Linked DNA regions of Mus musculus: region 1 is linked to region 2. Evidence: chromatin loops called from intact Hi-C (ENCODE). Cell type or tissue: left cerebral cortex. All regions are shown on one strand.

The links. A loop is a pair of places that touch in the nucleus more often than their neighbours do. Peaks named below come from ENCODE experiments on the same cell type or tissue, not always from the same donor. Only the 100,000 strongest peaks of a DNase experiment are listed, where the experiment ranks them.
Region 1: it touches region 2 in a loop (3-fold over the local background); 3 of 42 quality-filtered maps call a loop at or near these places.

The regions. Positions count from the first base shown.
Region 1 is chr19:60,434,239-60,442,238 of GRCm38, reverse strand. No RefSeq gene overlaps it. Among named protein-coding and RNA genes, the nearest start is that of Prlhr, 30 kb to the left of the region's middle. In left cerebral cortex, a CTCF peak has its summit at 4,212 (motif pointing right); DNase peaks (open chromatin) are centred at 1,846, 2,064, 4,262 and 4,441.
Region 2 is chr19:60,752,083-60,760,082 of GRCm38, reverse strand. It overlaps Nanos1 (nanos C2HC-type zinc finger 1), which reads right to left and starts at 4,096. Exons shown (of 1, transcript NM_178421.3): 1 at 169-4,096. The coding sequence starts at 3,817. The coding sequence ends at 3,014. In left cerebral cortex, a CTCF peak has its summit at 4,233; DNase peaks (open chromatin) are centred at 3,274 and 4,188; H3K4me3 peaks cover 2,866 bases; H3K27ac peaks cover 1,607 bases.

The sequences.
Region 1 (8,000 bases), 320 kb after region 2:
TCCTGGATGTTTTGAGTTAGAATCTTTTTCCATTTTGAATTTTCTTTGATTGTTGTGCCGATGTTCTCTATAGAATCTTCTGCACCTGAGATTCTCTCTTCCATCTCTTGTATTCTGTTGCTGATGCTCGCATCTATGGTTCCAGATTTCTTTCCTAGCGTTTCTATCTCCAGCGTTGCTTTACTTCGGGTTTTCTTTATTGTGTCTACTTCTCTTTTTAGGTCTAGTATGTTTTTGTTCATTTCCATCACCTGTTTGGATGTGTTTTCCTGTTTTTCTTTAAGGACTTCTACCTGTTTGGTTGTGTTTTCCTGTTTTTCTTTCAGGACTTGTAACTCTTTAGCAGTGTTCTCTTGTATTTCTTTAAGTGAGTTATTAAAGTCCTTCTTGATATCCTCTACCTTCTTGATATCATCATGAGATATGCTTTTAAATCTGGGTCTAGCTTTTCGGGTGTGCTGGGGTGCCCAGGACTGGCTGAGGTGGGAGTGCTGGGTTCTGATTATGGTGAGTGGTCTTGGTTTCTGTTAGTAAGATTCTTACGTTTGCCTTTTGCCATCTGGTAATCTCTGGAGTTAGTTGTTAAAGTTGTCTGTGGTTAGAGATTGTTCCTCTGGTGATTCTGTTACCGTCTATCAGCAGATCTCGGAGACTAGCTCTCTCCTCTGAGTTTCAGTGGTCAGAGCACTCTCTGCAGGCAGGCTCTCCTCTTGCAGGGAAGGTGCACAGATATCTGGCTTTCGGACCTGCCTCCTGGCAGAAGATGAAGGCCGAAGAAACAGGGCCTGTACCAGAAGCTGTTAGCTTCTGTAGTCCACACTCTCACCTGCACAGACTAGTCTCAGAGGGATCTGGGAACCAAGATGGCTCCTCCAGGTGCTCTGGCAAAGCCCTTCCGGGAGGGGCGGACACCTCTCCTCTGGCAGGGAAGGTGCCTAGATGTCTGGAGCCCGAAACGGGGTCTGCCTCAGAAGCTCTGTGTCTTCAGCCTGTCCCAGAAGCTGTTAGCTTCTGTAGTCCACACTCTCACCTGCACAGACTAGTCTCGGTGGGATTCGGGAACCAAGATGGCTCTCCCAAATATTATTTCTTAAGAGGCTTTAAAAACTATCAAAGCCCAAAATCCCATCAATAACAAATATGATCAGGCAAGGTCTAGAGTGTAGCTGGATCCCATCAGAAGACCACAGGAAGCCAAATCTCTGTCTACTCCTTAGGTTTCAGGGATTACTGCTATCCAGGGCCAGGGACCCTGAATTAGCCAGGTGTGATGTGTCGGTGACCTTCAGCCTCTGCTATTTCCCTGTATGCCAAAACCTGTACATAAAGAGCACCCTCTTTAGCATTTCCACTTGACAGTGTAAGAAGGGATGGTCCCACAAGCACCTTAATTACTTTATCTGTGGCTGTGTCTGCTGCATTAAAAATGATTTTCCCTAGAGAACAGCATGTTCTGTACTTCAGAGTTCAGTCCTGACTCCTGAACAATGGTTTCCCAGGCAGCCTCAGATTGAATTGGCAAAGTCACTCTTTCTATCAAAGGTAGCCTTGCCCTATGAAGCCCAAGGAGGGGCCTGGAGGAGTTAAGTATGCAGGAAAGTCAACACCCTGATTTAAAAGTTGTGGTCTTGATTCTGTTTGTCTGGGGGCAGATTGGACTGGTGTAATCTGAAGGACAGTTACCAGTTTCTTTTCCCACATCCCTTCCCTTTCTTTCCTTTTCATTAAAGTTATAAATAACCAGCTCACATCTTAATGAAAGGGAGTGGTGTGAAGGACCAGAGGCCTCGGAAGGAAACCTACAGTAATAGCGCAGTTGCTAAGGAACAGGGCTGGACAAGTTAATTTTGTTGGCATAACATCTCCTTGTTATTTAATCTTGTGGCGTATGCATTTCGTCTGTCTGTCACCACATTACCAAAGCCAGAAGAAGCTGCTAATTGCAACACCAAGGTTGCAAACAGACCTGTCCAAACCTTGTGGAGATTTCAACTGTCAGAGTGAGGCCTGAGCTTTGATTTTTGCTTCTAGAGAAACGGGGGAGAAAGCTGGTGAGGGGCCATCCCTTGCTCTCTGCCAGACCAAACACTCACATGCCCAGGAGTGGCTCATTCTGGCTGAATATTAGTCCCTTGGGTTTCTTTTGGAGTGAGCCAATGTTTGGCTTTCACTTTCAAGGATACTGGTTTAATTGGTCTGAAAATGGGGCCTAGGCATGAGAATTTATGGGCCCTAGTGATCCTAGGCTGAGCACTACTCATTTTTAGAACCTTTGTCTTTCCACTGCTGGGTTTCATTCCTATGGTCCCAGAGCCTCTTGGGATTTGTTGTTAGTTTCTCCATCTGCCTCTCTATCTCTCCCTCCCTCTCTCCCTCCCTTCCTCCTTCCCTCCTAGACACACCGTGTATGTGAGAGAGGGAAAGAGAGAGACAGAGACAGAGAGACAGAGAGACAGACACAGAGAGAGACTGAGAGAGAGAGACAGAGAGAGAAGAAAGAGGCTCAGTGGATAAGAGATTTGTAGAGCAAGCATGAAAACCAGAGTTCAGATCTCCAGCACCCACCTATAAAGGTGGATGCAGTGTCGTGTGTCTGTAGCCCCTGAGCTGGAGAAGAGGAGACAAAAGGATCCTTGGGCTTGCTGGCCAGATACCCCAGTTCAATGAGTGCTAAGTTTAGCAAGACACTTGTATCAAAAAATAAGAACAAAAGATAAAGACACAAGACATTGATCTCTAGCCTCAATATGCTTGCATACAAGTATACATGTTCACATGCACGCACACAAACACATGTATCATCTCTTGGCATCTTTACCACAGTTGTATAAAGAGGGCATTACAAAAATCCCACTTAAAAGAGAAACTAGTATTTAAGAGGTTAAGTACCCAGATGCCAATTGCCAATATCTGGGATCTGAACGTGAACCTGATGCCAAAGCATGCCAGTGGCTTCTACTTTCTGCAGGAAACTCACAGAACCACAGATGCAGCTCATCTGCCACCATGGTTAGGGCTAGTCTTGGCTAGAGGATGGAGACACCTGGAGGCAGCAGCTGATCAGTCAAGTTTAGCAGCATGACTTCAGGTCCTGCCTTGAGTAGGAAGTTCATAAACATCCCTGCTGTTACTGTGCATTGAATTCAGGGCCTTATGCACACTAGGAAAGTACTCTACCTGGATTTTACTTTAGCCCTCCAGCTTTCTCTTATCTTGCTCTTGCTGGGCAAGCACTGAGCTATACACCTACTGAACTATATTCCCAGACCAGTCTTAGCTTTTTTTCAAAACCGTGTAGTTACCTTTCCATGGGCTGAGGGACATACCTGCTGCACAGGGCCATTGCTCAGATTAAATAGAATGATACACATAAAACACTTGAGTCAGGTCCTGCCATACACTCAGGGAATGGTGGCTATCATTATCTTCTTCTCAGTGCTAGAGTGCAGAGCTGACTGACTGCCTACTCTTCAGACCCAGGTCTCAGATGTTGGATTCTCTGAGGCTCAAGACTTGCAGACTCGAGTTCAAGAAGTTGACCCTTTGGCTTATACAATCATGCCAAGCCAGCAAAGACTTGTCTCCAGTTATTTTTTTTTTGAAAGAAATTAGGACCCATTAGCTTTCTTTGGGGGAGAGTCTAGTAGATGAAGTGGATTTAACATTTTCTCTCTCACTCTCCTTTGCTTTATTCTGTCTTCAAGGATAGGCTGTTTACTCCAGCTCAGATATACAGGTATTTTAAAAACTGTATGTATGTATGTATGTATGTATGTATGTATGTATGTATGTATGTATGTATGGTGTGTGAGCATTTATAAATGTGTGGTTGTACATGAGTACATATGAGTTTTGTGGTGCATGTGTAAATCAGTTGTTGATGTTTGACATCTTCCTTGGTTTTCTCCACTTACATACTGAGATAGTCCCCCACCCCCACGTTCTCCCCCAACCCTGATGGTTGTGAGCTGCCATGTCCACTGGTCTTTATTGGACTCTGGGGATCAGATCTTCCTCATTTCTTACTCTTCTGTCCTTACGCCTTTGGGGCAGGTCCTTTAACCAACTATTAAAAAACCATAAGGATGGAGAGATGGGTCAGTGGACTATTGAGCTCAATAATTCCAGTGTGGAAAAGTTTCAGATTCAGATCTAGATGATCCAGGCCAGTGATGCTGCAATTTTCAGGTTGGCCTGCAGGTGGAGTAAGAGCACACGACAGGCTCAGACTCCTGGGGATTCATAGACTTATTTACCTCAACAGTCACAGTCATCTCCAAGTTCACTAAGTCTAGTGCCCTGGTGGCTCTCAGGATCCATTTGGTAGTTCATTTACCTAGGCAAGAATATGAACTGAAGAAAAAAGTAGATAGAGATGGTGGGGGACGAGGGGCTGTTTCCCCTCCAGATATTACAAAACAAAAACCAAACCTTTCTCAAGACTTGAAGGAATCTGAGCAGGATCAGCTTCCAGTTGTATCCAAACTGTGTGAGCCTTGATCGCCATCAAGTGACAGACAGAAGTATTTTTCTAGGATGAAATTGCCTCCAGGGGAAAGGCAGAAGAATCTTTCAGTTATCACACTGCTTGAGTTACCGTTTATTCCTCTCAGCGGTGGGGACATTACAAGGATGAGTTGTCAGTGAGACAGTAGATAGCACTGGACAGTAATGGTCTTTGGGTAGTGGACACAGAAATGACACACTCACCATCATGAGGAGCCCTCAGCCCAGTGAATACATCAGAGTGGAATGGACTTATTTACAGAATATGACAAGTGAGGGGGCTTGGGAGATGGATCAGTGCTTGCCTTATGTCTTAGGGTTTTACTGCTGTGAACAGACACCATGACCAAGGAAACTCTTATAAGGACAACATTTAATTGGGGCTGGCTTACAGGTTCAGAGATTTAGTCTGTTATCATCAAGGCAGGAACATGGCAGCATCCAGGCAGGCATGATGCAGGAGAAGCTGAGAGTTCGCCATCTTCGTCTGAAGGCTGCTAGAAGACTGGTTTCCAGGCAGCTAGGATAAGGGTCTTAAAGCCCACACCCGCAGTGACACACCTACTCCATGGCCACACCTTCAAATAATGCCATTCCCTGGGTCAAACATATTCAAACCACTACATTCTACTTCCTGGCTCCCATAGGCTTGTTCAAACACATGTGTTTATGGGGGCCATAACTAGCCATAGCCTCTTACAGTGCCAAGCCTCAGTTGCTCTTCATGACTACTTCATGTCTTCAAAACCAGTACCATCTGGGTGACTCTTGAACATTACCAAGTCCAGCTGCAGCACGAGGTACAACCTTGGCTATTTCAGGAACACAGCTTCTTTGTGCTCACAGAAAACACTTCCCAGATGATTTCACATCAGTGATGCTGGTCTCTTCTCAACCACCACTAATTTCTTAGTTCCAGCTAACCATCATCAATTGTCCCAGAAGTCCTTTCTATTCTGGACTTTAAAGCCAGAGCCATGTGGTTAAAGCTGCCAAGTTCTGCTGCTTTCTGGGTCTGGAACATGCCTCCCCTTATTCTATTACCAGCTGTCTGTTTTCCAACTCCCTCACTGCCTAAGTTTGGCTGTCCTGGAATGTTTTTGTAGATTGACCTTGAACTATGAGATCTTCATGGCTCTGTCACCTGGGATTAAAGGTCTGTACCACCACTCCTGGATTTAAGCTTTTCTTCACCTAAAACTTGCTCTGTCCCAGGCTGGCCTTGAACTCAGAGATCTGTTTGTCATTGTCTCCTGGGATTAAAGGTGTGTACCACCATGTCTGGACCTAAATTATCTGGGTGGGATCTTGCCCCAAAGTCCTACTTCCTTAATCTGTTAATTCCTAGAACATAGGACCCAGCTCCATTCTACTTCCTGGTACCTGTTTAATACTTGAACTATATATTTTATATTTTCCCTTTCTCAGTTTGCTCATTTTCATTAAAATGCTTTTCATAAGAATGAACGTTAGTAACCACACAAAAGAATTTATACTAGGCTCTTTTGAGACTTCCTTTTTCAAAGTAATTAATCTAAATCTTTTCACCTTAGCCTCAGGCAGACTCTGGACAATGGTAAAAAGCAGCCACATTCTTCACTAAGATATCACAAAAACAGTCTCTATGCTACATACTGAAATTCTTCTCTACTGAAACCTCTTGAGCCAGATCTGCACAGTTCAAATTGCTCTCAGTAACAAAGTCTTTTATATTTCTACTAGGATTGCCCACTAAACCCCACTTAAATGATTCCACTGCTTCTCAAATCCAAAATCCCAAATCCACATCCTTCCAAACAAAAGCATAGTCAGACCTATCACAGTATGCCCCAGTCCCTGATACCAATTTCTGTTCGTAGGGTTTTACTGCTGTGAACAGACACCATGACAAAGGCAACTCTTATGATGACAACACTTAATTGGGGCTTACAGGTTCAGAAGTTCAGTCCATTATCATCAAGGCCAGAACATAGCAGCATCCGGACAATCATGGTGCAGGAGGAGCTGAGAGTTCTACATTTTCATCTGAAGGCTGCTAGAAGACTGGCTTCCAGGCAGCTAGGATGGGAGTCTGAAAGCCCACACTAGCAGTGACACACCTACTCCAAGGCTACACCTCCAAATAGTGCCACTTCCTAGGCTGAACATACTCAAACCACTACATCTTATAACCACAAGGACATGATTTTAATCCCTTGAACCCGTTTTTAAAAAGCTGAGCATGATGATGGAGTTAGAATTGCAGAAACATTAGCAGAAAGGTTCCATGGGTCTTATTGGCTAATCAACCTAGCCTACTTGGTAAGTTCTAGGTCAATGAGGGACCATGTCCCAATAAAAGATGGATGGTGTTCTACATGCACATGAACACATGTGCATTTACTCATGCACATGCACACACACATAAAATGTACATCTATATTTATAACTCCTTATATATCTCTCAATATATCTCTCATCTATCTCTATCATCTATCTCTCTATCTCTCTATCTCTCTATCATCTATCTATCTATCTATCTATCTATCTATCTATCTATCTATCTATCTATCTATCTATCTGTCATCTATCATCCATCTACCATCTATCTTATCATTTATATCTATGATCTATCAATTGTCTATTCGTCCACTCAACTATTATCTATATAAAACAAGTATCCTATAGGTATTTTGGAGAGAGCTATTTTTACTTCCCTGATCTTAGAAGACCAGCCCAAAGAAGGCATAGTATACTTACCTGGTGAGTAAATAGACAATGATTTCTTTTAGATTCCCTGCTATGTACTCTATTTCTTCCTATGAACATAGTCCCAGTGCTAAAATTACTATCTGGCACATCTCCGTTTTCTCAATACAACATATATATGTATGTATATATATATGTGTGTGTGTGTGTGTGTATGTGTGTATAATTTTTATATATAATTATATATAATTTTTCTTTCTCTCTGCAGGCCTACAATCTATTTTCCTATCTTGGATTTTAGGATCAATACTTTTCTTTGCCAATGCCAAAAAGTCTTTGCTTGGCCAAATTATCAGATAGTCTCCTAAACCTTTCTATCTCCTTGCAAGAATTTAACTGAACCAGCCTAGCAAGAGCCCTCTCTGATCTACTCATCCTTGGTCTCGGGTCAGATTCTTCCCACTGCTGTTCCCCCCAGGGATGTCTGCTTACATTTGCCTGCCTTCACCAAAACCACAATAGGTTAGAACCTGAGAACTTACTACCTCTTAGGTGTCCTTACCTCTTCCCCACCCAGATTGCTTTTTGACTATCATCTCTGCTGACCCAAGTTGTGCATGGAATTGAGTCCAGTTCTACACTGAGGTCTCTTCTCCCCATTCTGGCATACAGCCTTCATTATATATGTCTTACTGTGTTGCCATCAAGTTATGGTGTTTCTTTGAAACTAACCTTTTTGCCATTAGTGGTTTTGTTTGTTTGTTTGTTTGTTTGTTTGTTTGTGCACACGTAACTCTGTGAGGCAT
Region 2 (8,000 bases):
TCCAGGTCAGTTTTGGCTGGTGAAACTCTTCATGTTTTTCCCAAAGACACTTTGTCAAAGTTATATTTATAATAGAGGGAATTATATATCAGCTATATTATATTAGAGGGCATGTTATTCAGCAAACTCAAGACAACAAAATTAGCCTGAAATAAAACACATTTCTGATAGTTTTGAAATACATGGTTTTGGTTTAATATATCTAACAAAAGTTATAATCAAAGCCATTTAACTTCTGAAAAGGACTTTATAGGAAAAATAAAGTACAAAAAAGTAAAAAGCCGATAAAACTAGCAAGTTTGGATAGACAAATGCAGGCTAAAGCACAGCACAACCTGTGCCTTTCTGCCCATGGTGAAGCTGTTACAATGCTGTCCCTTTTTGTGGTCTAGCCAGATCCACAGTGCTTTCTTAGGCAGAAGCCAACTTTATCAAAGTGTTATATGAAACTTTGGGTTTTAAGTTTCATTTTTGTCCCTTTAATGGCATTCTAGGGTTTTGTGCATTCTAGGCAAGTGCTCTATCATTGAGCTATACCCATGGCCCTAAACTTGGATGTCTACTGTAAACAATTTTGCAAAACCTTTATAACATTGCATTCCAAGCCTTCCTCTACTTCCTGAGTGTCAGGATTAAAGGATTGGTTATTTTTAGGGCTAAGTTTATTTTCTCTAGAACACTAGAAAAACAAGTACTTTTTCTTTTTTTTTTTTTTTTTTTTGGCTGTACACTTTCAGTATCTGTTAGCTGGGAAACACAGACTTGGCATGGGTTGGAGAACACCATGTGGGATACAGTTTTGTGTGGTCACTACTGTGTGCAAGCACATGGAGGTCAGAGGTCAAGGGTTGCCCTACTCAATCATATTCTCCTTTTCTTCAAACAAGATGTTTCTTTTGAATCTGGGTTTTTCCATACCTGGAGCTAGACTGCCTTGCTAGTGTCCCCAGTGATGCAATCATAGCTACCTTTGGCTTAAATTACCCCAAATCTGCAGATGAATGTGGAGGTCCAACTTCAGACAACCATCTAGCTTATGAGATCATGTTTTTCACTCAGACCTGGAGCCCATCCATGTAGCGTGGCTGGCCTCTGCCTCGTGAGCACTGGGGTTATAGGCATACCACTATTCCCTTATGTAGATGCTGGGGATAGAACTTGGGTCCTTGTGTTTAGAAGCGCTTTTCTGACAGCTGTCTCCCTGTTAATATAACAGCTACTTAGTTTGATATTTTCCAAGAGCCCTCTCAATACCATGGGACAAGAATGCCAGTTTCAGCAGCCTTTAGTTCTGGTAAGATGCCGAAAATTAAAAGTTGGCATTAGGTACATGTGGTCATGGTTCAGCTCATGTGCTTAAATACTGGCACCATACATACGTGCCTTGGGAAATATCTGATGGGATTACAGCAATCTGACTTGATTTTGCTTTTGACATTGAGAATACCTTTTTGAAAAGGCAGATTAGCTAGAGGATGTGAATTTATGTTGACTTGAAAAACTTCACCTCAAAACAAGTAGTATATTTTCTAGCAAAATAACAACGTTTTATTACATTCAGGCCTAGGCCCAGTGAATGTGGGGCTATAACTAACAGGGATAGTTTTCTTCCTTGTGAAGAAAGTCCTCCCTTTTACCAATAGGGCTAACAGCTGTATTTTCACACCAGCCTCTTTTTATACAGAAAGTAAGTTTGCTGTAAAGTTGCTACTTAATACGAAAGGCAGTCTAGCCTAACTCCCAGTATTCCTAGCTAAATCTGACTATTGCAAACATTATATACTTAAACTCTTGGCTGGTATTAGCAGATAGTGGTGTTGATGCATGGCTGAATTTATCTTAATTCACCTTTACCTTTGCCTCTTCTGTCTAGATGGTAGGTAGTTTTGTGCCATATTCCAGCACTCACTATGATAGATTTACAGGAGTACTGGAAAGAGGAACTTTGCATGAAGATCTTTTGGGGTTCTGGAAGCAGACAAGGGTCTCAGTAATAGTGGAACCACCAAGAGGGAGTTAATGAGACAGACTTGAAGTGGTTTATTCTGGCACACCCTCTGTAAATTGAAAGGCAAACAGCCCAGAGTAGAACCTTTTGGAACTCGAGTTATTGCATTATAGTTCCCCATTTTCTATTTAGGAACCCTGAACTTGAGCAATCAAGGTGGGTTAACACTGCTCTAAATAGGTTTCCTCCTTTCTGAGGAGGAAATGTCTTAGCATCAGACACAAAGAATTGGACCATCGGGGTAGTGCATAGAGAAAATGCTAAGCAGGAGTTACTGGGGAGATTAATGGATTCATAATACTGTCACTGTATAAATACACGTCTCTCAAACAGCACCGTTTCCAAATATGTACACGATATGATTAAGCCTTGGCACAGTTAATTTTAAGGATTGGAAAGACTACTTGCTAATTCAGAATATCTGATGCATAAAAGGATAAGGAACTGTATTCTACCTGCTACAGATTGTGCCTTTAAGCCTCCCATCTAGGACAGAAACAAGCCACGAGGAAGAACACCCTCTCAATACTGGGAAGTGCACTAAGTTGCTTTACCTGCAATTAGAATGACAAACTAAAATAAATTAATTGCATCAAACAATAAAAGTCATTTTGCCGACATTCCATACAATTGTTAGTTTTACACTCAGTTCAGAGGCTATTAAAAATACTTTAGACGTTATAAAGTGCCTCCATTCATAAAACGAAACATCCAAGATGAGAGACAATTTCATACGGTTGCGCACCTAAACTAGGCCGACGTATACAGTAAACAGCGCCTCATTCACCGCAACTCAACCGGTGGTACACCCGCTCAGCCCTCACCGTTCTGGATGCGCGTTTTAGAAACTAGGGACAAAATTCAAGATTTCAACGTCAGAGACCGACCACTCCACAAGAAAGTGCTGCGCTCCTGCGGCTTCCGTAAAATCAAGACGACTTCCCAAATTGAGGCAAGGGAGAGGAGCGCAGGTTTCAGGTGTACACAGCTTGATGCAGCCCGCTCCTAGCGCAGCTTCTTGCTGGGCAGGCTGTCCCTGTTGCTGCGCGGCGGCGGGCGGACGGTGGGCGGTGGCACTTTGGAGAGCGGGCAATACTTGATGGTATGTGCGTTGTCGCCGCTGGCGCCGCACAGGGGGCACGTGTAGCGGCGCAAGACCGGGCACAGCACCCGGCCGTCCGGGCCCTTGAGGATGTGTGTGGTGTAGAGCGCCACCGCCTCCTTGTTGTTCCGGCAAAACACACACACCTGAAGCTCCGGTTTCAGCAGACGTGCGGCGGTCGCCCCGGAAGCCGCGTGCAGACGAGGCTCGGCAGCCCACGCAGGGCTTGGCTCTTCGCGCGGCGTCACTTCGGCCGTGGATGCGGCGGCGGCGGTGGTGGAGGCGGTGGGCGCGCAGCCCAGCAGAACCGCGGCGGCGCGCCCTGCAAACGGGTTCAGCTCAGCGAAGCGCTCCTCCAGCAACCCGGGCTCAGCGGGGCCGGCACACAGCTCTAGTGCGCGCAGTTCCAACGCACCGCCCAGGTAGCGGCCCCCGGCCTCCGGCTCTTCGCCGTCATCGTCTTCATCGTCCTCGGGCGGCCCCATCGTGGGCCCCGCCGCCGTGGGCCCGGGCCCCTCATGCGGGGAGCCGCGGTCGCTAGCCCTGGTGATGAGCGTGGCAAGCCCCAGGTAGTCGTTCCAGGAGCTGAAGGGCTGCGGGTGCACCGGGCCCGAGGCGCTCACGTAGCGGGCGCTGGGCACGAGCGCCATAGGCGCGGGGGCGCGGGCGCGGCGGGGCGAGCGTGGCGCCCAAGGGAAAGCCTCCATGGGCCGGCAGCGGGCCGCGCGCCTCCCCGCCGCCGCCGCCGGCAAGGGCCAGACGGAAGGGACGCAGGAGCTTGCCCGCCGGCCTGCCGTGGGGTAGGGCAGCCTTGCTTCCTTTTATCGCTCCCGCTTTCTCCTGTGCCCCTCCTCGCTGTCTCGGCCCTGCCCCCTGCGATCCTCCGCCCGGGCCACTGCGCCCGCGCCCCCGGACGGAGGCGGAGCGGAGGCGGGCGCGCGCTCTTCTCCAGCCCCGCGCGTTTCCTGCGCCCCGTGCGCTGCGCCCACCTCACCAGCTGCGGGGCGCCTGGCATCCTGCGAGGGGGCGGGTGAGGCGCCGCCTCGGGCCCTGGCGCTCAATGGCTGCGGACCTGACTCCGCGGGCGCCGGTCGGGACGCTGATTGGTGGCGATCGGGGAAGGGGCGGGCGGCGCTTGCTGGGAGGGAATGGCTGTGCAGAAAGCGACTGAATGAGGCGGTGGCTGGGGCTTGCTTTTGCACGAGCGTGGAGACCTCAGCCGGTAACCCAGCTTGGGTTTTTGTTTTTGTTTTTTTCACTGCGGGGTATTGAGGATGCCAATGGCACAGATCGCAATGAAGCAACTGGGATGCACTTGCATCCACTTGCAGGTTTGGCTGGACCGGGTTTATGGTTTGAAGCTACCACTTTCCTTTTTATCATCATCAGCAAGAAAAGCTGGGGGAGGCAAGGCTAGGCGCTAGCTCCCATCAGAGCCCAGCTAAAGACCCAGTGACTTCAGTTGGCACAGCGCTCTGGAGCACTTTCCACAGGGTGAAGTCCTCCCACAAACTTTGAGGCTCAGGGAGGAAGCTCACGATTTATATAGTTTATATGGTAGTGAGTAGTGGAGGATCAAAACAGGTCCAACAGGTGTTCAGAAATTGGGGCCGTAGGCTGTTCACTTACTTAGGTTAGGTGGAGGCTACAACTGGGCTAGAAATTCTTACTACGGACCAGTTTGTGTGAAGCTCCTCTTCAGGGTGCTTATATGGAAATCTAGGGTCTGTGGAACTTGAAAAACAGCATATTCAATGCTTTGAAACAGATAACATTTTCTCTTTTTGGTAAAACCCTGGAAAATAAAGGACTTACTAGGAGGGAAAGAAGTAGTCTTGCTCTTCCCTGGAAAAGAAGCAACTTAAAGTGATAAACACCAACAACCTCAAAAAATAATTTGAAACTAGGAAAAGACACCGAGGACTCTTCTGGAATGTGACCTAGGATGAGGGTCAGAAAATGCTCTGCAGAGGAGAGGGCTGATCTAGCTTTCCCACTCTGTACCGTACAGTGTCAATGGAAGCAAGGTGGTAAGACCTCTCCTCTGATGCTGTGAGTTTTCTTTGGGTGGTAGGTCACATTCACATGTTTTGGCTTAGATTTTTTTTTTTTTTTTTTTTTTTACAAACCTACTTCAATAAAGGTTCTTCAACACATCAGGCTACCTTATAGCCTACCAAAGGTAGGGGAGGAAGAACGGTTAATAGGACAAGGGGGTCATGGACCTGTTTAGAAGTAGTTATTCCGACCTTTGTTGTCAGGATATCAGCAGTCCAGTTCAATAGTGTCACCAAACATGAATCAGTAGCTGCAGACCAATCCAGAAGAAACCATGAGGCTCCAACAATGGGCGTGGGTCCATGGAAGTGGCAGGAAGCCGCCAAAATATGAGGGTTTTTTTTTTTTTGTTTTTGCAAGTTACTCTCTATGAAGTCACGAAAAGTGAAGATCAGCAAAGAAATCACGCCAATGTCAGAGCATTGTCAGTGAAGACCGGCATCCGCCAGCAAAGTCCAATGAAGGCCAGTAAGGCAAACCAATGCCACAGTGTGTCTGTTGGGTTATACAAAGGATGCTCAGAATTTGGTTCTGGTTTGGGTTAGGGTTAGAATGAATGTGCGGGTGAAACAGATCACTTGTAAGAGGGATCTTTGGGATCATCTAATTTAGTCTTTACAGGTGAAGAAAATGAGGACACCCCTCCCCCCACAAGAAGAGATGGAGTTCTTGAAGGTCAAACAGTGACTATGTCACGGTTAGAATCAGGACTCAAGGCAGGCGACCACCCTGAACACCACAGCACAGAAGGTTTTTTTAGGCTAAGTTTGTATTTACATCGGTGCGTAGCTGGAAAGAAGTAAGTTGGAATTGTGCGGCTTTGCTTGAGCCTATAGCCTTGTGATTTTTCCACCCAGCCTCTTTGTTCCCTGAAATACAATGACTCTGTGACTTCTTATATAAGAGTAAATGCCTACACCAATAATTTTGGCTTGTTTCTCGACTAGCTCATAACCTGTTCATTGTAGTCTAACTCCTCAGTCTCACGCAACTGTCTCCTTCAGTGTTCTGGGGCGGATCTCCTCATTTATTTTATTCTGTGAATGTCACGTGGCTGCTTATTTCTCAGTTTCATGCATCTGTGTCCTCCAAGTTTGGGGCAAATCTCCCGTGCCTAAATCTTTCCCAGAACTCAACTCTTTTCTTTCTTTCCTTTCTCTCTCTCTCTCTCTCTCTCTCTCTCTCTCTCTCTCTCTCTCTCTCTCTCTCTCTCTCTCTCTCTCTCTTTCTCCCTCCCTCCCTCCCTCCCTCCCTCCCTCCCTCCCTCCCCCCTCCCCCCTCCCCCAATCTCCTACTTCCTGACTCAGCTGATTGGCCATAGGCTTTTTTAAATTGACAATGGGGGCTGGTGAGATGGCTCAGTGGGTAAGAGCACCCGACTGCTCTTCCAGAGGTCTGAAGTTCAAATCCCAGCAACCACATGGTGGCTCACAACCATCTGTAACAAGATCTGACGCCCTCTTCTGGAGTGTCTGAAGACAGCTACAGTGTACTTACATATAATAAATAAATCTTAAAAAAAAAAATTGACAATGATGCTTCCATACATTGCACAAGAGATTCTACATGAGCTCCTGCCTGCAGGGAGCTGTACAGAGCCCACTGGTGACAGGGACAGAACCTGAAGCCAGAAAAGGGCTTCTATTCTGATCAACTGTCAAGTTAGGGCTTGAAGATACATTTCATGTTCTTTCTCATGTCCTAGTTTCCACTGTTTGGTAGAGACCTGAAGCCAGGCAGGGATACTCTGCACTTGACAGTGTAGTTCCTTTTTTAAAGTTTGTGTTGAACTCAAGTTCAAAATCACCCTTTATGCCCACCCCCACCACCCTGCCACCAGCACCAAAAATAAACAAGTCTCCCACAGAAGCCTGGCAGTTTTGCTGACACTGAACTTGAGTTCTTACCACAAGCATGGTGGCCCCCAGAGTGATATGAAGATTATTATTCTATAAATGGAAAATTCCACTCTGTACATCTGTCTATGCAGCCTGCATACCTTCAGTGAATGCAAAGTTTTCAAGTTCTGAAGAAGGAGAATTCTATTCTGAGAAAAACTTCAACAAGCAAAGTTTAAACCTTCTGGTTACTATGTTTGCTTCCTCTAAGACAGGCTGGAGGAAACAAGAAACAGGACTTTTGTGCTTCTCCATATGTTTCTTAGTCCTTGGGTTGAGTGAGAAAAAAGCTTAAAAAAAACCTATTATTGTGTTTTTGTGTGCTCCCCCCCCCCCCGTGTGTGTGTGTGTATGTGTGAGAGGGACAGAGAGAGAGAGAGGCATTGAAGCACAAGTGTGGAGGTCAGAGGACAATTTTCAGGAGTAGCATCATCTACCTTTGAGTGGGTTCCAGGGATTGATCTTAGACTGTGTGAGGCTTGCAAGGAAAGTACTTTTACTTGCTGAGCATCTTGACAGCCCAAGTCTAAAATGTTTATGTGAGTAAGATCAAATGCCTTGTCTAGTTCCTACAGCCTCAGGGCATGGGTGATGGTACAGAGAGGTCCTGGGTGGATGTAGGAGTGTGAGTATCCTGGGACACAACTGCTTCTCACTGCCACCCTTACTCATTCTCAAGTGTTACATAGGCGTTTGGCCCAGAAAGAAAAAGATCATGAAGGCCTTTTATCTATCTATCTATCTATCTATCTATCTATCTATCTATCTATCTATCTATCTATCTATCTAACTTTTTTTTCTTTTTTCTTGGATATTTTCTTTATTTACATTTCTAATCCCTTTTCCCGCCCCCCACTTCCGGGAAATCCCCTGCTTCTATGAGAGTGTTCCTCCATCCACCCACTTCCACCTCCCTACCCTCGATTCCCCTACA